Linked DNA regions of Mus musculus: regions 1, 2 and 3 are each linked to region 4. The links are chromatin loops, found by intact Hi-C in ENCODE. Cell type or tissue: left cerebral cortex. All regions are shown on one strand.

The links. Hi-C counts contacts between places; a loop is a spot of excess contacts. Peaks named below come from ENCODE experiments on the same cell type or tissue, not always from the same donor. Only the 100,000 strongest peaks of a DNase experiment are listed, where the experiment ranks them.
Region 1: it touches region 4 in a loop (10-fold over the local background); 6 of 42 quality-filtered maps call a loop at or near these places.
Region 2: it touches region 4 in a loop (3.0-fold over the local background); 4 of 42 quality-filtered maps call a loop at or near these places.
Region 3: a loop joins it to region 4, with 6 times the contacts of the local background. A loop is called at or near these places in 12 of 42 quality-filtered maps.

What each region holds. Positions count from the first base shown.
Region 1 is chr7:57,384,380-57,392,379 of GRCm38, reverse strand. Gabrg3 (gamma-aminobutyric acid (GABA) A receptor, subunit gamma 3) reads left to right here and starts at 5,165. Exons shown (of 10, transcript NM_008074.3): 1 at 5,165-5,659. The coding sequence starts at 5,607. Gm9962 (predicted gene 9962) reads right to left here and starts at 5,108. Exons shown (of 3, transcript NR_033504.1): 1 at 4,986-5,108. In left cerebral cortex, CTCF peaks have their summits at 2,108, 4,919 (motif pointing right) and 5,711; DNase peaks (open chromatin) are centred at 5,670, 6,196, 6,959, 7,491 and 5 more places; H3K4me3 peaks cover 3,478 bases; H3K27ac peaks cover 2,994 bases.
Region 2 is chr7:56,937,009-56,945,008 of GRCm38, reverse strand. The region is part of intron 5 of Gabrg3 (gamma-aminobutyric acid (GABA) A receptor, subunit gamma 3); the gene reads left to right. Among named protein-coding and RNA genes, the nearest start is that of Gm39017, 360 kb to the left of the region's middle. In left cerebral cortex, a CTCF peak has its summit at 6,797; DNase peaks (open chromatin) are centred at 3,186, 3,600 and 6,815; H3K27ac peaks cover 695 bases.
Region 3 is chr7:56,457,073-56,465,072 of GRCm38, reverse strand. The region is part of intron 23 of Oca2 (oculocutaneous albinism II); the gene reads right to left. Among named protein-coding and RNA genes, the nearest start is that of Oca2, 220 kb to the right of the region's middle. In left cerebral cortex, a CTCF peak has its summit at 4,026 (motif pointing right); DNase peaks (open chromatin) are centred at 4,030, 4,534 and 4,907; H3K27ac peaks cover 186 bases.
Region 4 is chr7:56,287,295-56,295,294 of GRCm38, reverse strand. It overlaps Oca2 (oculocutaneous albinism II), which reads right to left. Exons shown (of 24, transcript NM_021879.3): 7 at 1,420-1,580. Among named protein-coding and RNA genes, the nearest start is that of Oca2, 52 kb to the right of the region's middle. In left cerebral cortex, a CTCF peak has its summit at 3,385 (motif pointing left); DNase peaks (open chromatin) are centred at 249 and 3,381.

The sequences.
Region 1 (8,000 bases), 1.1 Mb before region 4:
CTCAACTTGCTCTCTTATAGAACCCAAGACTAACAGCCCAGGAATGGCACCACCCACAATGGGCCCTCCCCCCTTGATCACTAATTGAGAAAATGCCTTACATCTGGGTCTCATTAGGCATTTCCTTACCTGAAGCTCCTTTCTCTGTGATAACTCCAGTTTATGTCACGTTGACACACAAAACCAGCCACTACAGCTAACATTCGCATATAAGCAAATACGTTTCCTATAAGCAGCAAGATGTTGGGTCCTGTTTGTGTAGCCAGTCTGTTAGTCTATGTCTTTTTATTGGGGAGTTGAGTCCATTGATATTAAGAGATATTAAGGAAAAGTAATTGTTGCTTCCTATTATTTTTGTTGTTAAAGTTGGCATTCTGTTCTTGTGGCTGTCCATTTGTCTTTTGGGGTCTGGGTTACTCCACTCAGGATAATTGTTTTCTAGCTCTATTCATTTACCTGTGATTTCACAATTTCATTTTTTAACTGCTGAGTAATATTTCATTGTGTAAATGTACCGCTTTAAAAAAAATTCTTCCCTCATACAATACATTCTGGCCCTATTTTCCTCTCCTTCCTCTCCTCCCAGTGTGTCTACCACAAGTGCCCTTTGTTTTCCTTGAGAAAAGAGTAGGTTTCCTAGAGATAACAATTGGACATGGCATAACAAGTTACAATAAGACCAGGCACACACCCTTATATCAAGGCTGGACAAGACCACCCGGTTGGAGGAAAGGTGTCCCAAATGCAGGCAAGTGTCAAAGACAGCTTCCACATAACCAACCATAACTTTTATGGAAAGTACCTAGGACAGATCCATGCAGGTCCTCTTTGTTGCTTCATTCTCTGTAAGCCCCTATGAACCCTGCCTAGTTGATTCTGTGTTCTTGACCGTGCTGGCTCCTATAATCTTTCTCCCCATCTTCCATGGGATTCCCTGATCTCTGCCTGATGCTTAGCTGTGTACTGTATATTCTTCATCCATCCATTTATTCTTTTGTGTTTTTAAAGATTTTAGATATGTGAAAAAGTATGCATTTCTGTGCCTGTATGTGTTTCTTGTGCTGTTTATATTTATTTTTTATATTTTTTCTATTTGTTTGTTAGTCCTATTCTTGTTTGTTTTTATTTTGTTACTTTTTAGATGTCTGTTTGTATTCTAATGAAAGAGAGAATAAAGGATGTGGATTTGTCCACTGGGAGGATGAGAAGGATCTGGGAGATAAGTTGGGAGAGAACTCTAGTCAAAATATATGAAAAAAAAACTATTTTCAATAAAAGTTGTAATTATAAAAATAAGAATAGCAAGGTTACATTTCTTAAATGCTGACACAAAGTGGTAGCCTGGGGACACACTGCTTTATGCATTTCGGGTGAAAAAAATTTAATTACCGGTAAACAAATGCCTTTATGACCTAGAGATTTTTTTTAGTCAAACAAGAAAGAAAAATGAGCATGTATTTGCACTAGAGGTCAGATACAGAAATGTCCTTCATCATTGTAAATAAGGAATAGAATACTCTCATAGTCAACGAGTACTATATATAAGGAAAAAATTCAAGACTGATTGTTTCAACAGAATAGGCACAACTCACAGAAGACTAAACGAGAGATTATTTAGAACATGTTTTCACATGTTTTCTGGTTGTATAATGTCAGGTGCAAAAGCAGGCAAGCCAGCCCCCTGTGGCAGATTGAATAGTGACTCTGGAGCTCAGATACTGTGGTAGTAGACTCTGACACTGTCATGTAGATGGTGGGCAGATGGTACTTTTATTCGTACATTGTAAATATGTGTTAAAAGGCCACAGAAGCATGCTATAAAGATTAGTGCATTTCTGATGTGAATCTTATCTTCACTATTCCTAGTGAAGATAAGATTTTGATTGAGTTGAATATTTGCTCATGAAGCATGAAACATCATAATTTAGAAGTATAATTTTGGAGCAAGGGAGATTTTGATTAAAACTAAAACCCAGAAAGCCACATCTTCTGCTCATCTTTGTTATGTGGCTTTCTGGGGTTTTCGTTTTAAACCCAGAATGTATGGCTGGCGCTGGGCTGGTAAGAGGTGAAGTGAGGCTGCAGAGGGAATCCTGAGAGGTATTTCTCCAAGAAGCCACAAGAGGATCTCCAAGCTAAGGCAGCCAGCTCTGCTTCTCAGGCGTTCACACCTCCTGCCTAGAGGAGCTATAGCTGAGCCCTCAAACTGCAACAGACCTCCAGGTCTTCCCCCAAGCATTGTAGCTGTCTGAACAAGTGCTTTGTTGGCTCTCAAGGTTTGTAGAGCGACTCACAAGCCTTACTTAGGTCTTAGTATGAAGTACCAGTGGTTTTTTTTTTCCAGAATTTTCTTTCTTTTCTTCGCATAGCCTCCCTCCCCTGCAACTCCCCCTCCTGTTTATTTTCCTACAGAGGAAAAGAGAAGTGAATTTTGCTCACCCAAATGGAGCTGTTAAGTTTCTCAGGTGCCGAAGATAGGAAGCTGGCCAGCAGCGAGGGTATACGGTGCAGTGTGCGTGCTCAGCAAAGCACCCCAGCCCGGTCAGTTTAGGCAACGGAGGAAAATCAAAGGCTAACAGCTGGTGCTCTGAAGATTCTTGACCTTGCAGTTTGCTTTCCTACTTATGTTCAGAAAGCTTGCTTTGAATACCTCATCCCTCCTGACTCATTTAGCATAAAATATTTTTTCCCCAGGCTGTACCATGGAGGCTTTCTACAGTAAAATATTCAGCTCTGTAAAGCTGGCCCATTGTGTCCAATAAGTGGAGCAAAGCATTCCAAACTTCAGAAGAGGTCAGGTGTCACTCATTCATAATAATAGCACATCAAACCTATGCAGCAAAGAAAAGAATAAACCCTGCCAGCATGGGGCTGTACACAGGTCTCACATCTATTCCACTGACAGGTTGTGATAAATACAGACACATATAATCCCAGGACACCTCTCATTATGCTGACATTTTACAGAGCCATCCAAATGCCAGTCTGTCCGTACTGTATAATAGATTGTAAACAACTCATGTTCTGAAAAAAACTGATGAGAATATAGCATAACAGGAAGACTCAATGAGTGTCTGCCCTGCTTCGTGTTCTAAGGACAATGGACACAGCGACTAAGGGTGATTATGCAGATCTTAGCCTTGGGGGTGGTATTTAACCTCCTGGGACTCTTCTCTACTTATGCAGTGGGATTATTCTGTGAAAATTTGAATGAATCAACCACACTGACTCTTGGCTCCTCCCATGGAACCATGCCTGACATTATTTTTACCTATGTTCCTGTAACTATGTCAAAAATGCAAGCATGAAAGACTGCTACATTTACTTTTTAGTTTTCTTACAGAATATCTTTTAAACTTAGGTGGTGATGACAGGCAGGTGGCTCTCCTGTAACTATGAATTCTGCTTCTTTGGGTTCAAACACACTTGAATACAAATATTGTCTTTAAAAAGCATATCACTACCAGACAGGCATTTCTCTTATTCCATAAACAACCATAACAACTACTTACATGACATTTATACATAGTAGACATTACAAATAATCTAGAGATGGCTTAAACCATACCAGAGGTCTATGAAAATCTTAACACGTGTTCTGTAACAGATTTAGCATTCCCAGCGATCCTAGAAACCAGTCCTTGGAGTGAAAATTTGAGTCATGATTGCATTTGTTTAGAGACTCAGGATGCTTGTGCACCATCCTTTGACTAGATTCTGAAGGGTTCCTTTGTATGGTACAGAAATTAGAGATGAAGGAGAGTTTGATAGAAACTTCAAGAAGGAAGGTAGGTGTTGGCTGTTAGGAATCTCCATGGGACATAGGCATTCAGACTTATATAAGTGCAGGTAAAGAGGGGTGATAAAAAAATGTCCTGATTGGGGTGAGCTGGGTGACACAGGAAGAAGGCAGTGGCCTGGGATTAACCAAGATAGCACAATCCTTAGTTAAAAGCAATGCTATTATCAAGAAAAGCCTCCAGCCTCCAGCAGGCTTACGATTCTTAACCTGAGAATCTAGAGACAAGGGAGGGAATTCCCAAGAGCTTCAACCTGCTTCTCTCTGTATTTTATGAAAAAGCTTACTGTCAGTGTTTCTAAAATCCCTTCTCTTGGGGAGATAGGAGCATTGTCAACACCCTCCTCCTGGGCCCTAACAACAAAACAGTGTTCACCCCCACACAGTTTAGCCTGTGGACCTGGAGTTTATTGGCCATACCCTACAGAGGTAAGAGGTTGCTGACAGGATCTTGGGTGCTCACAAAACAACTTCACTTAACATGATTAATGGTCTCTTCATCTCCTTGCTCTAGTTTTTCCAAGCCTATGTGTTCTAGTACCTCCTTCCCCTAGACACAGACTATTGGCAATGGGGGGCAAAATTGCAAAGAAATGACTGGGAGAAGTGTTTAGACATCAGGTGAGGATCCAATGACCTTCCCAACCCCTCCTTCTGTGAAAGAAAGCCAGCAATCCACAGGCCCAAACTTGATGCATTCCTGCAAGCAGGCATAGCTACTTATAATGATGGTGGCAAATTGGCTGCAAGGGAAGTACTTTATAGCATCCAGTATTAACGAAACTGTCGTGTCTATGATTAGTAGTTGAAAATATATTTCTAAGGTTTTTTTTTTTTTAATTATGGAAGTAAAATTCCTATTTGTGTTGAAGTTAATGTTTGCATGCCAAAAGATTAGCTTTCTAAACGATCCTACAAATAAAAACAAGCAATTTCAGTTTGGAACATGAAAATAACGTCAGTCCCATCCAACAGGGTCCTTTGCTTTCTGGCTCCGGTGCCTTCTCTCTGGCCTTAAACATTTCACTTCTACTAATTACTGATAGTGTTTTAGTCTCTCTTTTCTGCGAAAAGGGGACATTGTTGGGACTTCCCCAGCAAGCCACAGTTATGAGCACCAGGGGGAGTTCAGGTAAGCAAGCACCACCCTAGAGAAGATCGCCTTTTGGCAAACCATCTCACTTACTTGCAATGGCGTCCCTAAGAGAAGGCACACGGCACAGGGGACAAGCAGGGTGGGTGCGCTGCAGTAAAACTACCAGTGCCCATGACTCCATCGATGACACGGGCCAGTCCCCAGGCCCCTTCTGCGCCTCCTTGCGGGATCCCCAAGCTCTCCTTCCCACCCACCAGCCCCGCCCCCTTCCCGACCTCCCAACTCCGAGTCCATTCAAACCTCGCTGCCTTCGCCTGGCATTGCCAAGCGTGTTAATTGGGGAAACTCCTCCCCGCCGCGGCCGGCGGGCACCACCGAGGCAACCGCGACCTCCCGCCACGCTTCGGAGCGCAGCTGCCCCAGCGCAGAGCCCCGAGCCGGCCCGGGAGGTGGGGGGCTCGGGCTGCGGGAGGAGGGTGCCCGGCCACCTGCTGCCCCCCCTTCCCCGTGCTGATCGCTCCCGAGAGCGGACGCACCCCAGCTCGTGTGCGCCCCGCAGAGCCGGACCGTCGGGGACGCGGCGCTCGGAGCAGACACCTGTCCCTCCCAGTCCGCAGAACCCTGGGCGCTGCAGCCCGTGGGAGTCTAGTAGGCGCCGGAGCAAGTAGAGACCAAGCCCTGCAGAGGCCTCGGACCCGCTCCCGGAGAGCCATGGCTGCAAAGCTGCTGCTTCTCCTCTGCCTGTTCTCGGGCTTGCATGCTCGGTAAGTGGCTCCCAGGCGTTTCCAAGAGGCCGGCGGGGGCGGAAGGGCGGCGGGGGGCGCCGTCTGCCGGCCGCCAGTCCCAGGTGCGCGCCGTCCACTGGGCTGCAGAAGAGGGAAGGTTCCCGCACCTCACCTCCTCACCTGTAGGTCTCCCCCAGGTCCAGACCTCAGCTCCAAGGCCGCCACAGCCCTCTGCAAGCCGGTTTGTGTGGGGACTGTTTGGGTGATTATAGGATGTGGTGGTTTCAAGGGACTTGGGAAATCAAAATGATGAGGCAGTAGCCTTATCTTTCTCATCAGTTATCCAAGGGCTTTCTGACATGCATTGGTTAACACTCTATATGTTCCAGCACTGAAAAGAAACCTCCGGACCCAGGAATTCTGTTTTCTCAACCACCCTATATAGATTACAGAAGAGGTAATTTGCAGGAGGAAAGTGGAGGGGGCTGGGGCAGGTGGTCAGGAAGAGCCCTGCTTCTTCTCCAGGTCCTACAGCAGCACACACAAGCACCCCATCTCTATTAAAGAATCAGGTTGCGGTTCACATGGAAGCTTCTTGAAGCTGTAAGAAATTATCTCACTGTGAATACCCCAAACCAGCACCAGTCAGCTAACAGAAGATTCACCCCGCAGACAGAGAAGGGCTCAGAAGAAGGACAGTGGCACCAGAAGGGTTAAAGCCTGTTGCCATAAACACAACTAGAGATGCTGACATGGTTTAATTCCACCTCCTAGATTGGTGCTCTGATTAGCTCCTGCAGAACTAACCTGAGTTTTGGAAATTCCTGGTTGTCTCCCCAACTGTCACCCTAGGAATTGGAGGACACCCCATTCCCAGAACACACTTGTTTTGACATTTCTCAATTCCCTGGCTTAGAAAGCAAATTAGAAAGGAGCTATCCCTGAGGGTCACAGGTCCTATAGCTGTCACAGGCTTTTATTTCATTCACATTTGTGAAATACTGGAACTCGGACGACAGCCTAATAACCCCCCCCCCCAAACTATGAGAGAGGGCTTCCCAAATTCTTACTGCAACCATAAATAAAGTCCTGCCCCACCGGCCAGGACTTGTTTTTCCTGAATTGACACTGGAGACTTGAACAGTCATTCAGGAAGCAGAGGATCCGAGGCCTCTCCACCAAAGTTTCTTCTCTCCAGGGAGGGAGTTAGAAAGTGCAGTGGAAAGTGTCTTTTGAAGGAGATTGTGCCTGGAGGAATCTTAGTTTAGAGGCAGATACCACCAGAAGCATCAGGAAAGCTACAGTCCCATCACCCAGTCCCTTGCCATAGCCATCAACTCAAAAACCTAGCTTGCAGTTCAGGGTTCAGTCAGTTATTTAGATTTATAGTTGCGGTTCTGGAAGGAAAGCTGCCTGTTTCCCTCATCATTATGTATGTTCCCAGAGAAGATGGAGCACTCTGGTTTCTGAAGATTCCCAAAGACACACAATCTCCAAGGATTCTTCATCTTTCCTTTCCAGCCAAGGTGCACATACTAATGTAATATGCACTCTATTGAGTTTTCAGTCTTGGTAATTATGATTGTAACTCAGTTTAAAAAGAACCCATTTTGTATTTATTGCTATATGTCTCACTTTTGAGGAGGTTACTATTTTTTTTAAAAACGGGTTTTTACAAACATGTAAATAATTGAATGGTCCATCCATCTTTCAATCTATTTTTTAGTTTTTAGAGGATTCTCTTCAGCATTCAAGATGCCTAGCTGGTATGGTTCCCTTGTAGATAAGTTCCGACAGGATGCTCTGTGGTTTTGCAGTGGGGGGTGCCTGCCTACAACAGGGGGTGCCCCTGACACTCATGGCTGAGCTTATTGCACAGGAAAATGCAGTGCTTCCTTTCAATGGTTACTGATTTGGGGGGTTCAGGAGTTCTTTTTGATACTGAAAACACCTTTGAATGTTGTCTCTGCCATTCTGATGATGAGAAGGTGTAAGGATTGAAGATACTGTCTGGGGAGTGAGCATGTGTTTGTTTTATTTTTAAGGAAAAGCTAATTGCAGCAATGCTGTTTAGGATCCAGCAATCTGAGCCGCAGAGTGCTCAGAAGGTTATATATAGCCCCATGTAGAATTTTGAAGAGAAAGGAAATCCCATTTCATCCACCTGCTTGTGGGTCCCCTGAGGTGAGATTAGCTTTTCTCAGGGCACTGCGTAGGGCAAGGGTTCATCTTCTGGATTGGGAGAGGCACAGTGCTGGCAGCTGGGGAAAAGGGACCACTGTGGCATCCTGTGCCAACGATAGAGCTGGGGTTTCATGGAGGAGAGGTAGAGAACAGGCCTGCTTTCCCTGCCTTCATCCCCAGCACTCCCACCTGCCCT
Region 2 (8,000 bases), 650 kb before region 4:
TTAAAACAGAATACAGACATGTATCAAAAGATTACCCATCATGACCAAGTTGGCTTTATCTCTGGAATACAGGGATGGTTCAGCATACAATAGAAATAAATGTAATAAACCAAATAAATGAACTTAAAACCAAAAGACACATGATTATTTCAATGCATGCAGGAAGAGCCTTTGTTAAAAACTGGCATGTTTTCATGATAAAAAGCCCTAGAGAAGATAGAGACAGAGGGATCATAGCTCAACACAATAAAAGCTCTACATGAAAAAACCACAGCCAACACCATTCTAAGTGGAGACAAGCTCAGCACCACCCCACTGATGTCAAGAATGAGAAAGGGATGGCCACTACCCCTACTCCTTTTCAACCCTGTGCTTGATGCACTGGCTGGAGCGAGAGGGCCAGAGAAAGAAAGCAAAGGGACAGAAACAGGAAAAGAAGACACTGCAACCCTATTTGCAGACTATATGGGAGTTTCCAAAAATACCTATAAATGATGAACAAATCCAGCAGTGTGACAAGAAACAAAATCAATTGTGCAAACCAATCACTTTTCTGTGCATCAATAACAAATAGAGAAAGAACTCATGGACACACTCCCAGTCACAATAGTCTCAAAGAAAAATAAAATATCTAGGACTAAACCTGAACAAGAAAGAGAAGGATACCTATAATGAAAGCTTTAAACATCTGAAGAAAGAGATAGATAAAGGCACTAGAAAATAGAAAGATATCTCATTCTCACGGATTGGTAGAATTAATAATGTGAAAAAAATGGTCATTTTACCAAAAGCTATTTGCAGATTCAGTGTAATCACAATCAAAGCATATATTTCATTCTTCATAGAACTAGAAAAAAAAACTATCCTAAAATTCATGTGGAACCACATAAGACCCTGGTTAGACCAAACAATCCTGAGCAAAAATCACAGTGCAGGAAGAACTAAGTTCCCAGGTCTCAAAATATGTTAAAGAGAAACTGTAATAAAAAAAAAAAAACCAATATGATGCAGGCACAAAGCAAACCTATAGACCAGTACAACTAAATCGAAGTCCGTAGTATGTAACTTCAGCCACTTATTATTTGACAAAGATGCTAAACCATAAAGACAAAGGAAAGCATCTTCAACAAATGGTGCTGGGAAAACTGGATGCCCACATTCAGAAGAATAAAATTTGACCCATATCTCACCACCTTATACAAAACTAACTCCAGATGGATCAAAGACCTAACCCTGAAACACTGAAACTACTAGAAGAAAACCTAGACAGCCCTACATGATATAGGTGTGGGAAAGGACTTCCTGAATAAGACTGCATTCTCATCTGAGAAATAAGTTCAGCAATTGACAAGTAGGACTTTATAATACTAAAATGCTTACATACAGCTAAATAAACAATCAATTGGGTAAAGAAGAAGCCCATAGAAAAGAGTCTTTGCCAAATATACATTGATAAAATAGAAATACACACACACACATACACAGAGTTTACCCATTTTTAAAAGGTGGTCTGAGACCTGAACACAGAATTCACAAAATAAGACAAAAAAAAAAAGTAGTCAAGAGATACCTCAAAGTATGTTAATTAATCCTAGTGTAAATGTAAATCAAAGCAACCTTGAGATTTTATCTTATCCCAATCAGAATGTCAAAGATCTATGGAACAACTAAAAACAAACACAGAAGGGGAGGAGGGGGAAAGGCTGAGGGGGGAAATCCCTTTGTTGGTGGGACTGAAAACTGGTGCAGCCTCTATAGAAGTCATTATAGAGAATTCTCAAAAAGCAAAAGTGAATCTACCACATGTCCACCTATACCTTTCTTTGAAACACGCCCAAAGGACTTGACTTCTGACTCTACAGATACTTGCTCATTCATGTTTATGGATGTTCTACTCACACTAGCTAGGAAATACACACTACCTAAATGTCCTACTGCTGATGAATTGATAATGAAAATATGGTACATGTACACTGTGAATAGTATTCAGTAGGAAGAAAAACTGAATCATAATATTAGCATGTAAAGGGTAGAATTAGTAAAGATAATATTGTATGGTATTAGTAATCCAGAATGATAGCATCACATGTTCTCTTTCATCTGACGCTCCTAGTTCCATATTGCCAGAGAGTTTGTGAAACTAGAGCCTGGTGGAATTGTAGAAACTAGGAATGTAAAAGTCGGCATTGCCAGTGTGGGACAGTGGAAGAGCAATTGAGAGGTGGAAAGCAGAATACAAGTTACCTGGTGGGGTAATAGGAAAAATGTGGGGTTTTAATTACGGAGTGATAGTGTCATAGTTTAGATGAGAATGCCCACATAGGCTCGTGTATTTCAAATCTTTGCTTTCCAGTTGGGGGAAACTGGGAAGAATTAGATGGTGTGGCCAAATGTTGTGTTCTGTTAATAAAAATGCATACAATAATTGCAACAACAACAAAAGAGGTGCACCTCATAGGAAGAAGTCTTGGTGGCCCTTGCTTCTTTCCTTCCTTAGTGTGCAGAAGCTATCTGGCCTGAGGCATACCCATCATTGCAAAGGTGATACCTAAGGTGTCAGGCCAAGGTGACCCAAACCAGTAAAAACTGAAAGAAATTTGGTTACCTGGGGGTTTCAGCTCCAGCAGCTGTGACCCCACCCCGTTTTCCTCTCTCTTTAGCTAGCTTGGCAGGATAACCTACATTTTTTTATGTATCTTTTTTATTCTTTGTTATTATTCCCCCTGCTCTGGTTTCTTTGGGCACTTTATTCAGTTTTAGTCAGACTTGAATGTTTCTTGCAAAGATTCATAACTTTATTTAATTAGTTGAGGTAAATCTATTAATTCTTCATTTTTACAAGTCATGAAATTAAGCATGTAAATGGTAGGGTAAACAATACCATTACTCATTAGTCAGGGCTTTACAAATTCTTCCTTCAAGCTGAGGAAAGAAGCATTTGAAATCCACCCCCATGCTTAAAAATACACACACACACACACACACACACACACACACACACACACACACAAAATGCATGTGCTTCCATGCATTAAGTGTATGCATGGCCATCTCAATGCCTTTTTAAGCTTTCTATGGATGTGGATAGGAAAGAATGTGTGTTTCAGGGAGTGGTTAATAGATAGCTTCTATTTTCATGCATCTTTATCGAAGCTACTTTCAGACAGACATTTTCTGTAAGACAGATTCAAAGCAGAAAGTTATGTAAGCTGGAGAAGTCACGCCAAAATTATCTGAACATCTTTTTTTAAACTGGAAAGTTTCCCCAGTTGAAATCACACACACTTATTTCAAATGTGCCCCTCCTATTTCCTCCTCTTCCCCTTCCTCATCCATATATGTATATATGTGTATATGTATGTATATGTATATATATACATATATATGCATGTGTATATGTATGTGTATATATTTGTATGTATATGCTGGATTCTTTTCTTGTTGCTGTTGTTAGTACTCTTTCTCCTGTTTCTTTTTCATTACTTAATCTACTTCTATTCTTCAACCTGCTGGGTGTTTCTTGAGTACTAACTTTGCCCTTGCTAGGGGAACCTGCAATCTTGCCTCAGGAGCTGGGCATGGAGCATTTTCAGGTCAAATGCCCTGGTCAATACCATGGGACACTGCAGAGGAGCTAATATCAATGTGACAACTGAAGCAACCTTGACTAGGACAGGCAAATTGAGTTAACCCCTGTGGCTGAGGGAATCTGTGGAAACAAATTTATCCAAGAAGCTGTTGAGTTTATTTGGGCAGCCTTCAATAGAGCATTGCTGTGTGTGGGGTCCAAACTAAACAGACTGTATGCTAATTGATATTCTGTGAATTTGGCACAAGTTAGAGAAGAGAGAACCTCAACTGAGGAATTGCCTTCATAGGATTGGCCTGTAAGTAAGACTGTGGAGCATTTCCTGATTGATATGGGATGGTCCTGCCCACTGTGGGTGGTAACACCTAGGTACTTTTGGCTTGTATAAAATAGCATGCTGAGAAAGCCATAGGGAGCAAGCCAGTAAGAAGCAGTCCTCGATGGCCTCTGCCTTACTTCCTGCTTCCAAGTTCCAGCTTGAGTTCCTGCCTACGTTTCCATTCATGCAGCAGATGGAGAGCATTCCAAAGCCACAGCTTGACACCAGGCAGAGAATAAGTGACCATGTGGTCATAATAGATATATCTACAAGCCCCACAGGTACAGATAAGACTTAGGGAACAGGATGGAAGACAGTGTGGGACGATTGTAAGTGCCAGGGGACCAGGATTAGATGCCCTTTGTGGTATACTGTCTTCTGTACATAAAAAGGAAGCCACACCCAGGGAATCTTGACAGTACGGTTGCCTAAATAAAACATAAAAGAGTGACAGCACAGGTTGGTATGCCAGTTTGGGTGGAGTAATTCTCACAGGGCTTCACCCCTACCTAAAGAACTACAGTAAACTGCTGCTGCTGAGAGAGGGAGAATCTGTCCTCTGGGGAATGAGTCCCCTGATAAGGTTAGCCAATCCCAAAGGTCAATTATAAACACCTTTGAGCAACATCAAATGAGCCCAGCAGGTTGTGGAAGGAATTAGAGGCAGAAGAGGGAGGGGAAATCATGTAGGTACACTACTCATATATTAAGAAAATGTTTAAAGATTAAAAATAAGAGACTGTACTGGCTACTTTTCCACAGAACCCAAATTCAGTTCCCAGCATCCACATGTAGGCTTATAACTATCTATAACTACCGTTCTAGGGAATTCAAGGCCCTCTTATGGTCTCTGTGTATATCACACATGCACATGGTATACAGATTTACATGCAGCCAAAATACTCATGCACATAAAAATTAATAAAAAAATTTAAAAATTAAAAATAAATAAAATCTTCAAAAATATACATATAAGCTGTCTGTAGTAGCAGGGTTTTTAGGCCTGGTGGCAAAATCAAGCCCAGGTTCTCCACCTTGCAACTTCAAGGTAAGTTGATGGCCCTATCTAAATTATTGCCTATCTCAGTCCTTTGGCATATAGGCTAGGCTGGGCTAAGGCATGTGTTGTAGACTTTATCTTCTGAAAGTCTTTACTTTACTAAAGGTGTGCGTGCACATGGGAAAACACACACACACACACACACACACACACGTTGTTCCTAAGATTTGAAGCTCCTTTTCTAAATGAAGATTCTTTTTAGGCCTACAGGCCTATTCTCTTTTAGGGTGAATCATCTCTTTAAAACTCAATGGAGTACTACTCAGCTATTAAAAAGAATGAATTTATGAAATTCCTAGGCAAATGGATGGACCTGGAAGGCATCATCCTGAGTGAGGTAACACAATCACAAAGAACTCAAATGATATGTACTCACTGATAAGTGGATATTAGCCCAGAAACTTAGTATACCCGAGATATAAGATACAATTTGCAAAACACATGAAACTGAAGAAGAACAAAGATCAAAGTGTGGACACTTTGCCCCTTCTTAGAATTGGAAACAATCACCCATGGAAGGACTTACAGAGACAAAATTTGGAGCTGAGACAAAAGGATGGACCATCTAGAGACTGCCATATCCAGAGATCCATCCCATAATTAGCCTCCAAACGATGACACCATTGCATACACTAGCAAGATTTTGCTGAAAGGACCCTGATATAGCTGTCTCTTGTGAGACTAGGCCGGGGCCTAGCAAACACATAAGTAGATGCTCACAGTCAGCTATTGGATGGAGCACAGGGCCCCCAATGGAGGAGCTAGAGAAAGTATCCAAGGAGCTAAAGAGATTTGCAACTCTGTAGGTGCAACAACAATATGAACTAACCAGTACCCCGGAGCTCTTGACTCTAGCTGCATATGTATCAAAAGATGGCCTAGTCAGCCATCACTGGAAAGAGAGGCCCATTGGACATACAAACTTTATATGCCCCAGTACAGGGGAATGCCAGGGCCAAAAAATGGGAATGAGTGGGTAGGGAAGTGGGGGGGGGGAGATTATGGGGGACTTTTGGGATAGCATTCTAAATGTAATTGAGGAAAATACGTAATAATAAAAAATATTTAAAAAAATAAAATAAAAAACAAAACAAAACAAAACAAAAAAACTCAAATTTATGTCAGCTCCATTTCCTGAACTTGCTTTTTTTTTTTTTTTAACTTCATCATCCTTTCTTTCAGGTATGAGAGTGATTCAGTTTTCACATGGATGATAGTGGAAGGTAATCCTCTAAAACTGTAATGCCCAATAGAACATAGAATCTACTGCTATCTAAGCTCTTGGGCTTGCCCCAGAAGCTGTTGTGAGCTTTCGTGGATGCTATACCAATTCCCATGTTCTTCTACCCTCAGCTTCATTGTAACCAACATTTTAGGGTAGAAGGTCGATCTTTGTCAGACCCCCCAAGTTAGGATTGGCCACTCATTCCAGGATACTAACTGAAAAGACTCATAGTGGTAAAAAAGTGACAGAAGGACATTTAACTAGTAAGCTGAGAAGACAAAAACATAAAGGGTACCAGTAAACTTAAGTTCATCTCTTGGTTACTAATGTGAGTTTCATGATTGAATAGAGGCATAACTGGGGCATGGTTAAAATGTGGTTCCACCAATCATGGTCTCAGGTCCATTTTTTTTTTTAACAGTTCTCTGGGAATTTTGTATGATATCTTTTGGTTATATTATCCGTCTGCACTCTGTTCCCTAATTCTTCCCCAGTTCGCAACTATGGTATTTAAATGAGATGCCCCATATGTCTGTAGCATCTAAATCATTTGTCCCCAGGTGTGGCTATTTAAGAAGGATTAGGAAGTGTGCCCCTAGTGGAAGAAGTGTGACATTGCGGGAAGGCTATTTTCAGTGTATTCTGTATGCTTCCTGATCGATGCGTGAGATGTGAGCTGAAACCTGCTGCTCCAGCCAACATAACTGCTGCTTGCTTCCATTGGGCTCTCCTGTGATGGACTCTTAATCCTCTAAAACTGTAAGCCCAATTAAATGTTTAGTTTTAAAAGTTGTCATGTTCTTGGCAATAGAAATAGAACTATTTAGCACAGCAATAGAAAAATAACTAATACAACTACCCACCCAACTTTGTATAGTTTTATACTTAAACCTACCAAGTACAGTTTATGCTATCCATATTTAAATGCCCTCACTGGAGTTTAGTCAACCCATCAGCACCCCTATCCTTAAAGAAAACAGACATACTCTTCTCTGGGTAGCTATCAAATGCAAATGACTCTTTAGCTGGGCATGAACCTCTTGCCCACTCCCATCTCTATACTGGAATTTCATCTGGCCTGAACATGAGGAGGTCTTGTGCACACTGCCTTGCTGCATCCAAACAATACCATTTTCTTGTACTCATACACCACCTTTGGCTCCTATAAATGTATTGACCCTTTTTCTGCAATGTTCCTGAGCTTTGGGGGCAGGGGGTATGATATAGATGTCCTAGTCAAGTTGAATACTCTATAATCCCTTATTCGATGCACCTTGATCAGTTTTCTGTGTTATGCATCCCCTACTACAGAAAGAAGCTTCTTTGATGAGGCTTAAGAGATTCACAGGTATCCATAGGTATACATGTAGGAGTCTGTTTAAGACCATGTCCAAGTAGCAGGGTAAGAGTGGCTTCTCCCCTATGGCCTATGGCAAGTCACAAGTTCTTGGGCTCACTAAGATTATCAGGTATGGGAGAAATTATGGAAAGGAGTCTTAAATCCTGTCATAAAGTGATTAGTTACACCCATAACATTTATGCCACCATTGCACTAGTGGGTATGTCTTCCCAGACTAGTCACTGGTATAGCCTCTAGGGCTCATAACTGGATAAGACAGGTGATTCCTTTTATTCTCTGGTAGAACGCACAGCACTTTTCAACACTATGAAAGCTAGACAGTAGGGATGTAGCTTCAAGGTGATTTCCCCATGCTCTGTGACTCAGGAGAATCCTAAGAAGTAACATATCTTAGTATCAAGTTCTAAAGAGTAATCAAAAGCATTGTCACCAGCCTGTAATGATTGA
Region 3 (8,000 bases), 170 kb before region 4:
CAGGACCCATGGATAAAGGCAACATTGAAGGGAGGACCATTGGGAGGCAGAATTTTCTTCCCTGTTAAAAGAAGCCATTGAACCATCTAGAGACTGCCATATCCGGGGATCCATCCCATAATCAGCTTCCAAACACTGACACCATTGCACACAAGATTTTGCTGAAAGGACCCAGATAGAGCTCTCTCTTGTGAGACTCTGTCGGCGCCTAGCAAACACAGAAGTGGATGATCACAGTCAGCTATTGAATGGATCACAGGGCCCCCAATGGAGGAGCTAGAGAAATTACCCAAGGAGCTAAAGGGAACTGCAACCCTATAGGTGGAACATTATGAACTAACCAGTACCCCGGAGCTCTTGACTCTAGCTGCATATGTATCAAAAGATGGCCTAGTCGACCATCACTGGAAAGAGAGGCCCATTGGACTTGCAAACTTTATATGCCCCAGTACAGGGGAATGCCAGGGCCAAAAAGTGGGAGTGCGTGGGTAGGGGAGTGGGGGGGGAGGGTATGGGGGACTTTTGGGATAGCATTGGAAATGTAAATGAGGAAAATACCTATTAAAAATATTAAAAAAATAAAAGAATCCATCGAACCACCAAACTAAATGGATAGAGTAAGCTTGCTGTCCAAGGACTGGAAGACACATGATATGAGAAGATACGTGTGGGCTGTTGGGGGTGGGGAGCTGTGGATTGACTAACATGTCCTAATACACCACTGATGTTCTCTGACTCTGACACTCCTGTCCTGAATACCTTCCATGGCCTGGGAGTGTGTTCCCTGAAGTAGGAGAAAGCTGTGCATTTTGCAGCAGGGAGACAGCTGGTTCTGAGCATAAAGTAGAACTGGCCCGGTGAGGAGTGGATTAGAAGCTTGTGCACTGTCTTTCTGGGAATAAGATGCACACCCTCGTTTATTGCCTCACTGAATAACCATTGCCATTTCCTCTCTTCCTCACCTTCTGTTGCACCCTGAGGTCCTCCATGGATCTGCTCACCTCAGCCCTCTCAGACTCCCTGTCTTTGCAGCTTTCTTCTCAGCTGCTCCTCATACCATCAGATGAACTTCCTCTTACCAACGCAGGCTGCCTCCCACAGATTTGTTTCTTGGATTTTTTTTTCCTTCACTTTTTTGTGGCGATCTACTTTTTGGGAAATTCTGAATCTTCAGATGTTTAACTTTGTTTGGAATCATTAGCTTTTCTACCCCTCCCCCCAACCCAATTCAACAATTCTCCACCTGCTGAAGCAGAGGAGCCTCAGGGCCCCATATTTCTTTGTTAAGTACATAAGACAATCACTAAAAGAAGACAACTAACTTAATGTTGTTTCAGAGTCTTGGAAAAGTTGTGGAAAGGTTATCTTTCTTTAGGAAAGTAGGACCAGTGTATTCCTGGGCTTTGTGGCAATTGTCAGAAAGAGAAGCACACATGCACACACACACACACACACACACACACACACACACACACACACACACACACACGCCTGGACCCCCGAGATCTCTCAGACACTGGGCCACCAACCAGGCTCCTTCCTTGTGAGGAGCCGCCCTCACATTTGCCATTATAAGATGGCCCTGACAGCTGTGTTCTAAGTGGTAAACATAATCTGCACACGTGCAGGGGCAGTTTTCCCGCCATGTGTTGCGCGCGCTCAACTGGCCAGGAAGAACGACGCTGCTACAGGATCCTTCTGCACACATTTATTCAGTCCTGTTTCTTCTTTCTTTATATCTCCCTTGTTTATATCTCCCTTGTTTTTATATCTCCCTTGTTTATATCTCCCCTGTTTATATCTCCCTTGTTTATATATCGCGCCCTTGTTTTTATATCGCCCTTGTTTTTATATCTCCCTTGTTTTTATATCTCCCTTGTTTTTATCTCCCCTGTTTATATCTCCCTTGTTTATATATCGCGCCCTTGTTTATATATCGCGCCCTTGTTTTTATATCTCCCCCGACCCTGGGCCTCTCACTCCTTTTATACTCTCTCTCATCCACGCACCGCAGGCCACGCCCCCTCACCAGTCACGAGGCTTCAGCTAATCAGGGCAGCAGGGGCAAATCTCCACCAAATTGGATTCACCTGTATCCTGGTACACCTGCGCAGCACTCAAGAAGGTGCAAGTCATATGACTTAGCTGCAGTCCCTGGCGCCTTTGGGACTGCCGCCACACCCGCTCCCCACACTTCCTAACCCCTCATCAATACTTTGCAAAGATTGTTCCTAATTTTGAGAGTGTGAAATATGTAACTGAAGTCTCCTTGGAGCGCCCCGTGAATTTCAATGTCCCATTAGGCCTCGCTGTAATTACAGATGTGATGGATATTTTCTCCTGGTTGGAAAGCTTTGCATGAAGATGAAGTACTTCCCTTTAATGAGCTTTAATGACCTTTACACCTCATGGCTCTTTATCTTCCTTCCTCCTGTTTTAAGAAATGTTGAGATCTGAATATTTAAGACTATTTTCTACAGTTTCTGTCTACTGGAGAAGAGTACAGCGGTGGTGAGGTGCCTTGGGGGAAGCAACTTCAGACTGGCTGGCCTGGGTGACTGAAAGCCCACTAGGGTGAGCTTTGGGGGGAGGCCTTAGGGAGGCTGTGGTGCTAGTGTGTTAGTCATCAGATCTGTCGTGTTAAGAGAAACAGGACCTACTGAGTGGGCATAGAACTGAGGGAGTCATCACAGCACACAATTCTTCATAAAAAGAAGAGTTTTGTCTGTGTCTTTGGAGGTACGTGTTTTGACAATTTTAAAAGAAGAAAAGTATATTCCGGACTTGGAATGAATAGTAAGTTCACTAAGATAGAAGTCCTGTAGGACTAAATATAACCATTTACTCTAAAATGCAGCTTATCATGGAATAATTTTTTAATAAAACATTTGACACAGCATCAGTCTGAAGGCTTCTCTAGAATGTCTTTCTGGAGACTGTTACAGACAGTACTTGTACACTGTGGCTGGGTGGCTACAAATCATCCCTCCCAGATAATTTTCTACACCAAATTAGAAAAAAATTAAAAGTATACACATAAAATAAATTAATCTTTTTTAAAAAATAAATATTCAAAATTCATAGTTTTGCTGAAAGTATCCTGTTATGTCATGCGGTGAGGAGCACACGAAAGTCATTTGCTGGGAAACCTGGAAGCAACAAAATGGATAACTACCAATTTTGCTTCATAGTCTGTATTCCAGAGATGTGTGTGTGTGTGCCAATGTCATGTACACAAAGACACTAGGAAACACACTCCTGTTGACCTACCACAGCTGAATACAGTGAACCACTAAAGAGTGGGCAAATTACATGCATGCTCACAGGGACTGTCCTTGAGCTGTATGACTAAATTTTAATAAAATAAGGTACAGAGCAGCATACAGAATGGTTCTCATTTTCAGTATTTTGAAACAATATATACACAGAGAGACATGCATATATTGACTGTAAATGATCAATGTTGACTATTTCTCAGAGGAAGTTTTATTTTAAAGGATGATAGGGGGAAATGTAGTTTTTAAAAAACATTAAAGATCCCTGACCCCTCTGCATCTGGTTTGGACAGGTAAGGAATCCCCAGGCCTGCTTACTCTCTTCACACTTCCATTACGCCATGAATATCCAGTCCAGACAGGTGAGAGGCCTGGAAACTCCCATCTCCTGCCTCTCTTCCCACACCTCATGAGTACCAAACGTGGACAGAGTAGAAGTCTCCAGACCCTCTGACCCTGTATGACTTCCTTCATACCACCAGAGCAACCCAGTGTCTTCTGGACATAACTGGGCCACTGCTCACACAGACTAAGAGGAGCTGTGGTCATCTGCATAAGACCTGTACAAAATCAAGCTAGTCAAGTAATTAATTAATCAGCTAATTAATTAATCAAGCTAATTAATTCTAGCCTGAAGCTCAAAAGCCTCCCCCACCCTCCCACCTCTAACAGAAATGCTTTTGATAGCTGATGGCATCTAAGGGAGGGAGAGTTAGTTTTTAAGGGTGTGGCTCCTGGTAGGTCTGCCACACTCCAGCAGATGGCCCCACACACATACATACATGGGCATAGCAAACCAGACTCAGTGGATTATTAAATTAAAAAAAAAAAAGAGGCAGTTGGACAGTGGGATCCAGGAGTGATCTGGGATGGGTTAATGAATATGATCAAAATACATTGTATGAAATTCTCAACGATTAGTAAAAAATATTTATTTTATAAAAATTCTCATATTCTTTACGTGAATTTTGGAGTAAAATCCCAGTGTCTAGAAAGCCAAAATTTAGTATAAGGGAAAAAAAAAAAACAAAACTCCAGAAGATAATGCTATTCTCCAGAAGCTGAGAGAACAAAGGAGAGAAATTATCATGCTAGAGAAATCTCACATGTGGAAATTGGATTCTCAGGTCCTATATTCTTTATTATTTCCGTGAGTCACTAATGGGAAAAAATACAAAGAAAACTATGAAGATGCTGTAAATTTAATTGTAACGTCCAGGTCACAAAACAGTAGAGATCAAGCTATTTTACTGCAAGAAAGAAAGGGTGTTTTGTTTTAAACCGTGGAAAACTGGCATGATATTAAAAATGTAGAAAACTAAATATAGAGACATTTAAGACAGGCACAATCATATCCTTGCTTTAATTAGGGAAAAGTGAATCATCTGTTAAAAATATAGATTTGCATTTCTAAAATGAATTTCCATTCGTGTTTTTGATTTTTTTTTTAAACCGACAGATTTTCTGTAAGGACATTTGATAAAACGGTATATATAGCACAAGGCATTCTCAGGGTAAATCCTATAACTCAACAGAGATTTTGTTGGGCTGGCTTTATAATTTTCTGTTTTTCACGTTTTTCATGCTGCTCTTGTGAGTGGTAGAATAGAAGATGGACCTGAATCTAGGTAAAACAAAGTCCAGGACATTACTTCCTGTCCTGGTGGCACTGCAACACTCCTGTTTTTTGCTCTCCACCATCATCTCAGACATACTCTCTGGGTGATCCTGATTCTCTAACAAACACTCACGGGGAGTGAGTCCTCAGTGCTGATCTTCTCCACTCTAACTGGACCAGGCTGGTCAGATACCAGTGTCTCCTCAGTCGTCCTGGTCTGGACCATGGCAGCTACCTGAGGATAGTGTCACATTCCAGGAGCCTGTCACTTCTATGCTTGGAACCTTACAGAACATTTGTGGAAGAAACAGAAAGGATTCACATAGAAAACCACTTCCCAAACACTCAGCTATTCTCGGTAGATCTCAAAGTGCTCATAAGAACATTTAGATCGATGCTCAGGTGACCCAGACAAGCTCAGGCTGATAAACATCACTGCTGTTCAAAATGAATGTAACATCGCAAAAACAATGTTATAAAAACTATCCATTCACAAGTTTGTGGATGTAAGGACTGAAAGATGTCTTCTCAGAGTTAGATTTCTCTACTGGGTCTGGGGAAATGTTGGACTGTACGCACAGTACCTAGGAGAGGCTGATAGCACTTGACTATGCACATTAGAAAAAGGGCTAGTTCTCTTAGGCATAAGTAAAAGAAAATTCTGGATTCTCCAGCAACCTGAGAGTGTTGGGAGTTTCCTGTGACTAGGCAGTCAGAAAATGGTTGCTCTGGTCTGCTAGCTAAGTTATCCTTAAGATTAGTCACACAGCTGCCAGGGCAGAATACATGAAGCAGCCTAGGGAATCATCAGTTCACCTTAGGAAGGCAGGTCCCAAAAACAAGGGCCAGGGTCTCATGGACAAGAAGCCCCCACTGATATAAAAGTAAACGTGAAGCCAAAGGGCCTGTAACAAAAGTGATGCCATTAGAGTATGTGTTAGATAGATGATTATGGGGAATAAAAGAAAGTCAGGTATGTGTAGAGAGATAAAAATTAAATAAAACAGACATAATAAGTAAATAACAGACAATAAATAAATAAACAAACAAACAATACTATATGTTATCTATAATGCCATATATTACTATATAGAGATAAATATATAGTAATAGGTACTCAGATAATAGTAGTTTGCTTAGATAATAAATTATAGATAGATGATAGGTAGGTAGGTAGATAGATGATTGATAGATAGATAGATAGATAGATAGATAGACAGACAGTAGATAGTAATCAATACAGATGAGAGATGCTGAGCTAGACACAGAAATACAGACATAGCATAGGCTATTAAAAATGTCAACAAAACAGACTGAAACAAAACATGTACAAAAACGCCACACATTAAAAATAACTTATTCCTACTCTGGTGGGAAATGGAAGGTTTTCCCTGGAGGAAGACCAGGTAATAGGAATGAAGCCATTACTTTCCATAACATTCAAGGAAGGCAGATTTTTTTAATTACATTTTTATTAGATATTTTCTTTATTTACATTTCAAATGTTATACCCTTTCCTAGTTTCCCCTCTGAAAATCCCCTACCACCTCCCCCCTCCCCCTGCTCAGCAACCCACTCACTTCTGCTTCCTGGCCCTGGCATTCCCCTATACTGAGGCTTAGAGCCTTCATAGGACCAAGGGCCTCTCCTCTCATTGATGTCCGACTAAGTCATCCTCTGCTACATATGCAGCTAGAGACACACGCTCTGGGGGTACTGGTTAGTTCATATTTTTGTTCCTCCTATGGGGCTGCAAACCCCTTCAGCTCCTTAGGTACTTTCTCTAGTTCCTCCATTGGGGACCCAGTGCTCAGACCAAAGATGGCTGAGAGCATCCACCTCTGTATTTGTCAGACACTGGTAAAGCCTCTCAGGAGACAGCTATATCAGGCTCCTGTCAGCAAGCTCTTGTTGATATCCACAAAAGTCTGGACTTGGTGATTGTATATAGGATGGATCCCCAGGTGGGGCAGTCTCTAGATGGTCATTTCTTCAGTCTCTGCTCCACACTTCGTCTCTGTAACTCTGATCTTTCTTACAAGGGGGAACAAAACACCCATGGAAGGAGTTACAGGAAGACAGATCTTAAAAGCTAGACATGGTGGTAGTACCTGAGGAACCATATGACTGACTTGTAGACTAGGAATTCTAAAATACCTCTTTTGTTCCCGCCCCTGCATCCCTTCAATATATGTAATGAACACATTATTTTCACCCCACCCCCACCCCGGTCTTTTCATAGGAGATATCCTGTTTTGTATTTTGAATGTGCTGCCATGGTAACAACACTCAGTGATGGATACTAAACCCAGAGATAGTTAAGGCCAGTCAAGAGTAAACACCTGTCCTCCTTGGGCCAGACAAAGCCCTTCCAGAGAACACTTTCAGGTCTTCCTTGGAGCTATAGGGACTGTTCCCTGCTATACGTAAGAAGCCCTGCCCCTGGCCTAAGCATGGTTACCAGAGAAGGACAAGGTCAAAACAGGGTTCATACTACTGACAAGGCCTAGCTAGACAGGCCATTCAGAGCTGGCAAATCTTCTGGTCTGCTTACCATCTTCTCAAGCTAATTAGGTTAGAATTTGAATGGCTCACAACCACAAGTCATAACTAACAGTATACCGTATTACATTCCTCCTCCTCCTCTTTCTCTTTATCTTCTTCCTCTCCCTCTCCCTCCTAGAGCACACAAAATTATTCAACTGCCTGCTCTCAAGACCATCTCAAGCCCCACATATCATTGTCTCCATTCTAGGAGTTTTCGATTGCTTCTCTCTTTTGACCCATGCCACAGCTACCCTGGCATCTGGCAGTCTGTCTCCCAGTGCTAAATGTAACACAAAGTCAGACTACTTTTCTCCTCCTAGAGAACTCCTACATTTGAATGCAGCTGTGACTTCTTTACTCCTTGACTTACTGATGTTTGTTTTCAGGAAATCTAGCTCACTTGATACCACATCAACCCCTGCCCATTCTCCACGCCTCTGAGACATCCACCCCCATTCCCGAATGCCCTGGCTTCAGTCCTGTCTCCAGTCCTGTCTCCCCACTGGCAATCTTCAGTCTTCCCATTTTACTGCAAGCAGGAAGAAATGTTCTTTCAGAGG
Region 4 (8,000 bases):
GAGGAATGCCAACTGATTTATGAGTAAAATAAATCACAAGTTAGTGGAATTATTTGAGTTCTGGGCTCTTTTAGTCCTCTCAGGAAACCTCCAAAAAAAAAAAAAAATGATTCCTTAGAGTTGCTTCCTGCTTACAGCCAGGAGGCAGAAACCTGCCTCCAAGAAACCCCAGCATGCTGTGTTGCAGCAGCCCCCCCCCCCCCACACACACACACAGAGTTAAACTGGAACAGCAGCTGCTGCAGACAAACCATCTCTGAGCCAGCAGTCTGGAGGACCAGAGAGAAACTTCCAGTGAGAGGACAGGAGTCTCCCCCACAGAGGGAAGGATTGGACACAAGGGTTCTCAAATAGGCCTCTGCAGAGAACCTCATACATGAGAAAGCTCTTTGAGGCTTCTCAATGGCAGTGTCCTTTACTAACAATGCCCATTACTCTGACCTGATTATTATACATTATATGCTGGTGTCAAACTATTATACTCTACCAAGTAAGTATATATACACATGCCAATTAAAAAATTCTAACTGTATATAATATTAGAGGCATTGGGATATACCCCACTGTCTTCTACACAAGAATCAACAGGCACAGGGTAGACACATTACGACTCCCTCTCTCACTGCAACAGTCTATGTTCCTTGACTGGGAACAGAGTTTCTGTCTTAAGATCATTCTATAGTTTACTATGTTGGTTAATACCGGCCATTGACAATTATCATCGCTGGGTATAATTCGACTTTTGCCCTGTAGACCACGATCTACAGATCAGGAAAATGTAAGGGGTACAGCCTTGTTCAAATAGGGTTTCTTTCTGTTGGTTGGTTACACTAGGGAAAACCCCTGAGCACAGGACATACCTTCCATGCAAGAGTTCCTGTGGGTATCCAGTGGAGTCACTGGCACCACTTGGGGACAGGTGAGGTTCCAGGGACAAGCTTTGATGCCCAGGCTCTGACTACTGCTGGTTTTCCTCCTGTGCCCGGGTGCATTTGAAGAATGGAAGCTGAAGGTGGGACTCTGCACAGGGCCTACAGACACAGAGCTCAGGAACCAATGTGCTTGGCAAATGCCAACAACACAATGTAGCTGTGGGATGCACCTGTGCTCTGAGCTGTCCAATGAGTCTCTAACCGCCTTGCATTTTACAACAAAAACTGCTGAAGTCCATAACACTTCCCTTCAATAAGCTAGTAATATTTTTTTTCATTACTGCATGAAGAACTTGCAAGTGCAACTTGACTGTAATGGCATGGAAAAAGAATTTCAATGGCAAAGCAAAAGATAAGTATCAATGACTTCACTAATAATGGAGTTACTGCCGTTGGCTTCCATCAAATCCATTCAGTAGGAAACTCAATTTATAATAGGATGTAATGAGATTTTACAATTTCTTTCAAATGATGTGGAAGTAATAACCTGCTGTGGTCGCCGCCGTCTGTTGCCCGCTGCGTCTGTCTGGGTCACCACCACCACGACATGTTCTTCTTTCCCGGAACCACTTGGTCCTCCAGCCATTAAGGCCCCTGCCAGGTCCAGCTGAAGTATCATGGAGTCCGCGTGACCACTGAGGTTCACAGCTGAAGGTGCATCAAGGTGAACCACAGGACAAGAAAGGAACACCGACCATTCCACAATCACACACACACACACACACACACACACCACTGAGACACACACACCTAGGAAAGCTCACAAAGCAATGTACATCCAGCCATTTGATCCAATCCCTATACTTGGCCTGCTTACCACTGCAGCCCTTCACTACTACACAGACAATTGGCTCTATGTTGAGTGACTATTGCTTGAGTTCTGGATGATATGTACCTAGTATTCACGACTGTCTTCCTGCATACACTATGTACAGCTGGCATAAAATTCCCATCCAAGTTCATGGGCCCATCAAAGGTCAGGAACCCCCATGAATGAACCAACCCATACCTACATCCAAGTTATAGGATATCAAACTCCTGATTATCAGGTGAGAAATCACGATGGGAATTAAAAGCATTCTGAAGCCGGGCATGGTGGCGCACGCCTTTAATCCCAGCACTTGGGAGGCAGAGGCAGACGGATTTCTGAATTCGAGGCCAGCCTGGTCTACAGAGTGAGTTCCAGGACAGCTAGGGCTATACATAGAAACCCTGTCTAAAAAAAAAAAAAAAGCATTCTGAAACTGGCAAAAAATAATGGTGTCCACAGCAATGCATGTTGAAGGTCAAGCTCTCGGTCAGGCAGGGCCTATGAGGAAAAGAAGCCCCTCCGAATTCCCAGTTCTTCCCATGACAGTGGGCACTGCACAGTGTCCTTCTCCTCAGCTCCTACATCCCTGCCTGTGTGTTGCACAAACATGGGAGCATACTCCTCAGCTGTTGTGGAAAGCCGGTACGTGCTGCGAGCAATCGCATGTGTGCCGCCAGTAATCTCTGAGGAGAGCCGGGTGTGCCGCGAGCAATCGCCATTATAAGATGGCGCGGGCCTCCGCTGTGCCTAACTAGTAAACAAGCCTTGCACGCAGGTGCAAGAGTGAATTCACTCCTAGTCACTCCCATTCTCGGGGTGTAATAGTGGGGTGATGGGCAAGCAACGAATCGGGAGCTGTCACGCCATATCAGGTGCTGAAACGTCACGCTGCGGGTTATAAAAGCAGCGCCATTTTCCCGGTTCAGAATCTTCCTGAGAAGCAAGCAATAAAGCTTTTGCCGCGGAAGATTCTGGTTTGTTGCGTCTTTCTTGCCGGTCGAGCGGGACGCAATAAGCTGTATCTAGACTCTCAGAACTTCCTACCTCTGCTGTTAGGTCCTAGTGTCATGGACTGCATAAGTGTGTAAGTGCAATCATAGATTGCCCAGGATGGCTACCCTAGGCATTTTGACCCAGATCTCCAAAGACTTCAGAAAGAGCTTGCTGGGTCCAGGATGTTCCAGTGGCCAGTCCCTTTGTTCTGACTTCAGTCCCTAGAAATTCACTGGGCTTATTGGGGGCAGAGTATCTAAGGGTTTTCTTTTGAGTGTTGGGGAAGCCAGTTAGTAAATGACTCTTTTTTATTGTTTTCTTTAATCTTCAAACTATGCTGTTTTTAAAAGTTGTACAAAGAATCTTAGTAAAGGAAATGCTTGGTAGGCCTTGTGATCTGTGTTACAGCTATCCTACACGGCTTGATACTTGGGTATAGAAGGTACAAATGGAAAATGAAAATTACACATGGAACAGAATTTACAAAGAAAAAAAAGTCTGAGAGACCCTGTTGCTTTGCCAGACTGAGACGTTTCGTGTCCTGGTCCTTCGTGAAGGGAACTCACGAAGAGAAGAGAAATAAGTTAACAGAAAGAAGAGTGTAATGGCCATGAAGACAGCAGAAAGTAGAACAGTGCCACCTTGAGGTAAATCTCAGAATTGCAGCAGGCTTCTCACCCCAGTACTCGTGGATTTATCAACAGCAAAGTAAAACAAAGCCTTTGTCCTTATTCTTCTCCTACCTATGAACTAACACTTGACAAGAACAAACTGGAGAGCTCAAAAATTTGTTCTGGCTATCAGTTTGAGAAAATCTAGTCCTTCATGGTGAGGGTGTCTCCATTGTAGTGAGATTATTCTGAAAGAGAGACTGGGCTGTAACCCTCAAGGCCCTCTACACTGAACCCCTTCTTATAGTAGGTCACACCTCCTAAAAATTCCACAACCTCCCAAACCAGCTCGTGAGTCTTTGCAGGGGTCTAAAAGCACTAATAGGGGGATGACTAGGTAAATTACATCACCTGACTGCTAGCCATTCAAATGGACAATTCAAAAACCTAAGGCACATAAGCCCTACAGATGTAGCCACCTTTCCTTTTCCCAGTGCATGCCCAGGGCGCCAAGCCCAACTTGAAGTTCCACATTGTGCAGGAGTGTCCACGCTCTGCAAACAGAAGCCTTGAGGTTGAGCCCTACCCCTCAATTCTCTTTAACCCAAGGCTTCCAACCATAGTGTGATGGTAATACAGTCGCTGTCTCGCACTGCTCAGGAACACCCATCTTCAGGGAAGCCTCTCTTGTGCAGAACTTCACTATACACTTTGCCCTCTCTGAAACACAGCCAAAGGCCTGGGTCTCTACCGGAGTTCTACCACTCCATCCTGTGTTCTGCTGTACTCTGCTGTCATGCACGCTTATTCACAGTGGTTGACACTTCTCTTAGATTTTCTCCCTAACAGGTATAGCTCTTCAAGCAAAGGGATTTCTTTCTTCTTTATTTCTCTCTTTCTCTTTCTCTCTCTGTCTCTCTCTCTCTCTCTCTCTGTCTCTCTCTCTCTCTCTCCTTTTCCTTTCTTTTCTTTTCTTTTCTTTTCTTTCTTTAACTTTTCTGGACAACAGTGGATTTTCAAATCATTAGATACCCATAAACAGTACATCACTGCCAGATAAACATTTGCTTATGGAATCAACTCTGGATCTAAACCAGAATTCCAGACATACAAGAGCATGAAAAGATGCCTCTGTTTTCTGATCCACCAGCCACACCCTTCCTGCCTGGCCCATTTGCCTAAATCTATGCGTTACCTGTCATTCAAGACCTAACTCAGCATCCCCAGAGTGCTCTAAAACTCATCCTCAGAGGTCCTGTTGGCCTGCGTCTCCTCACTTCTCATTCTTCCTCTGAGGACAGGGACTTCCTCCTCCACTCCGCTGCTGGCTGTCCCGGTGTCAAGATCTAGACTTGTAGCGAGGAGGAGGAAGACGTGAGAAGACACTTTAGAAGAGCAGACAATGTTCTGCTGTGGGGCAGAGGACAGTCACAAAAGGAGGCCTTTACTGACACCTAAAGGCTTGGCTTTCACTTTACTATAAAGCCATCAAACATTAGGCTCGGTGTTGCCAGGCCTAGGATCCCTGGTTAGTCAAGCTTTGACCCTCTTTTTGGACTGGGCCTTAATTTTAGTCTTGTCCTTGGCCTGCAAGCGGTCCTCCCCCTTACAACACCTAAGGATTCCTTCTTCCTTTGCCTTAGTTACTTTGAGGGTCAATTTGCCTGTTAGAAGAGTCCCAGGTATTTGCTTAATGATAGTTACAGTGTATGCCTGTGAGAGTGTTTCTGAAAAAGATTAACATTTGAACTGGGGACTGGAGTAAGCTGAGTGCTCTCCCCAGCACAGTAGGGATCATCCAACCCACTGAATCCAGATGAAAATGATCCCCAAGGGAGGAAGCTTACTCACTCACTCACAACACAGATCTTCATCTCCTCCTCTAGGCTCAGGTCTTCAGCCTCAGACTGAAACACACACCATCAGACCCCAAACACCCAGGCCTTTTGAATTCCACTTCTACTCATAAGTGGACTTCTTGGCGTTCACAGTTATGTGAGCCAATCCTTAAAATAATTCTTGTTTTACAAATACATATATATAGCTATATGTATACATACATATATGTGTATGTTTGTGAGTGTGTGTGTGTGTGTGTGTGTGTGTGTGTGTGTGTGTATTTGTTCTGTGTTTTGTTAGTCTAATTTATGGGGTCCTATTTGGAGCTAAAAGGACAATGGGAGAAACTGTTTTTACTCCTCTATATACACTGCTTGCTCTCCGGCTCAAGGTGTGAAGAAGGGTGGAAAGAGAGAAGAGGAAAAAGAAAGGGTGAGGTGTTGAAAAAGAAGGGAAGGGGGGAGGAAAATGGGGTATCAAATCTAGTAACCAGTGGGTAAAGGGTCAGTGGCCTCTGCTCCTTTACATAATGGCCTGGGAGCCTTGCCATCCTCTCCCATAACAAGCATAGGGAACAATTCAGGAACAAAGAACTTCAGGTGCCTGCAATTATAGGTTTCTAAAATAAACCCTGCAATTACTGAGCTGACACAGCCTGACTGCTACAAGGATGTTCACAGGACGCAGATGTTCACAAGGAAGATACAGCCTTGCTCTTCCCCAACTGAGGGCCAGTGGCTCTTTATCCAAGAGCCTTTCCTGACGCAGCATGCATGCCATGTCTCTGGCTTTAGCCAGGAAGGCTAGCAGAGGTCACGAGAGGAGAACACCCAGGCTCTGCTTAATTCTCTAAGAACTGCCCTCAAAGGTCGGAACCCCACTCCACCCCACACACCTTGCCTGCCTGTTTCTTTGTTTTGGTGTTCTAAGACAGGGCCTCAGCATGCAGCAGATTTTCATCTTGACGTTATAATCCCCCTACCTCAGCTTCCCAAGTGCTAAGATCCCAACATCACAGTCATACCTTGCCAACATCCTAGACCTTAAGCAGGAAAGAAGTAATTAAAAATGACAAACTAGTGTCTATGAGCATGCTCTGTCCGTTCAGAGATGACCCTGAATAACAGCTATTTATTAAGCTCTGGGCCCCTTATCAGGTAGAATGTAATTCTCCAGGCAGGCTAAATGACCCTGGTTAACAGCTGGGCCAACAATCTCTCTACTCTGTAAATCCCCCATTTGTCCAAAATGACTAGAACTTACTGTTTTTGTCCCTGTAAAAACATTTAATTGATGTAATTGTAACTTGGGGACAGGAACCTAAAAGCAACCTACACATGAAAGTGTATTTAAGAGTGCAAAGTGATAGCTCAAATCTGTAAGATTTGAATTCAGGGTAAAGGATCCTTGAGCTAGGGGCTAGAGTCAACCACTCACTAAAGAGATTTATTTATTTATTTATTTATTTATTTATTTATTTATTTATTTATTTATCTATCTATCTATCTATGGGTATTGGAGTGATTTCTTGCTGGAAATAATTAACCTGCTATTAGAGCCCCTTTATCAACTCTAGCAGAGCTGCATTCTGTAGAAAGTATGAGTACATCCTCTGCAGCACACAAAAACCAAGTTGGCACCCACCTCCTCACTTGGTTAAGGCCCAAGAGGCTACAGGCCAGCAGCTTTCAGAAACCTTCACTGTGCATTTAGAGCCTAGTATCTGCAGACAGGAGCCATGGGACATCTGTGGTTACACTGGATTTGACCTAAGGAGCCCTTATGAAGCAAGAATCAACCTCCCATGAGCAGTCCTAAATTCTCCAGCACCCCTGCCCTCTAAATGTGCAAGAACCCAGGAAATAACAACTAGAGCTCCTTGTCATCTGTGTTGTGAAAAAATCATGGGCAATTGGGCAAGATAGGCTGTAGACTCCTTGGTAGAGACTAGCACACATGGCTTTCCATGAAGGGCTTTGTGTCACATTGTGGAAGGAGGGTAAGAAGGCTTTACCTGTTGTCTTAGTTAGGGTTTTGCTGCTGTGAACAGATACCATGACCAAGACAACTCTTATAAGGATAGCATTTAATTGGGGCTGGCTTACAGGATCCAAGATTCAGTCCATTATCATCAAGGCCAGAACATAGCAGCATCCAAGCAGGCATAGTGCAAGAGGAGCTGAGAGTTCTACATCTTCATCTGAAGGCTGATAGCAGAATCCTCACTTCCAGACAGCTGGGTTGAGGGTATTTAAGCCCATCCCCACAGTGACACCTTCTCCAACAAGGCCACACCTCCAAATAGTGCCACTCCCTGGGCCAAGCATATTCAAACCAGGATACCTGTTGATGTCTATTCTCTTCCTAAACTGCTATGACTATGCAGGATGCCTAAGTGACCACAGTTTTACTGTTGGTGCTCACAAGATGTCCCAGCACAGCACTAAGTGCCATCAACTCCCTTCTGTTGCCTCTCCTCCTCCCTCCGTGAGCCTCACAGAAGACATGACCCAGCAACTACACGGGTCCATAAGGGACTTTAGCCATCTGCCACAAACTTACCTGGTGGTAGGAAGCACAACATCCAAGTCTTGGGATCAAAGATGATGCCAGTGCTTTGGAAAAGAAAGAAAAGGGGGCACAGAAAACAGCAAGGGAAAGTCTTAGATTTTTTTTCCTCAAGGAAGTGAGATGGAGGGAAATCTACCTAAACCCTAGCTCCCCAGTGTTCTCACAGGGAAGTGGCTCTCCAACTGAAACTGAGGCGCCCCTTCCCATAATGAAGAAAATACAAGGATGTGAGCAAAGGCTTAG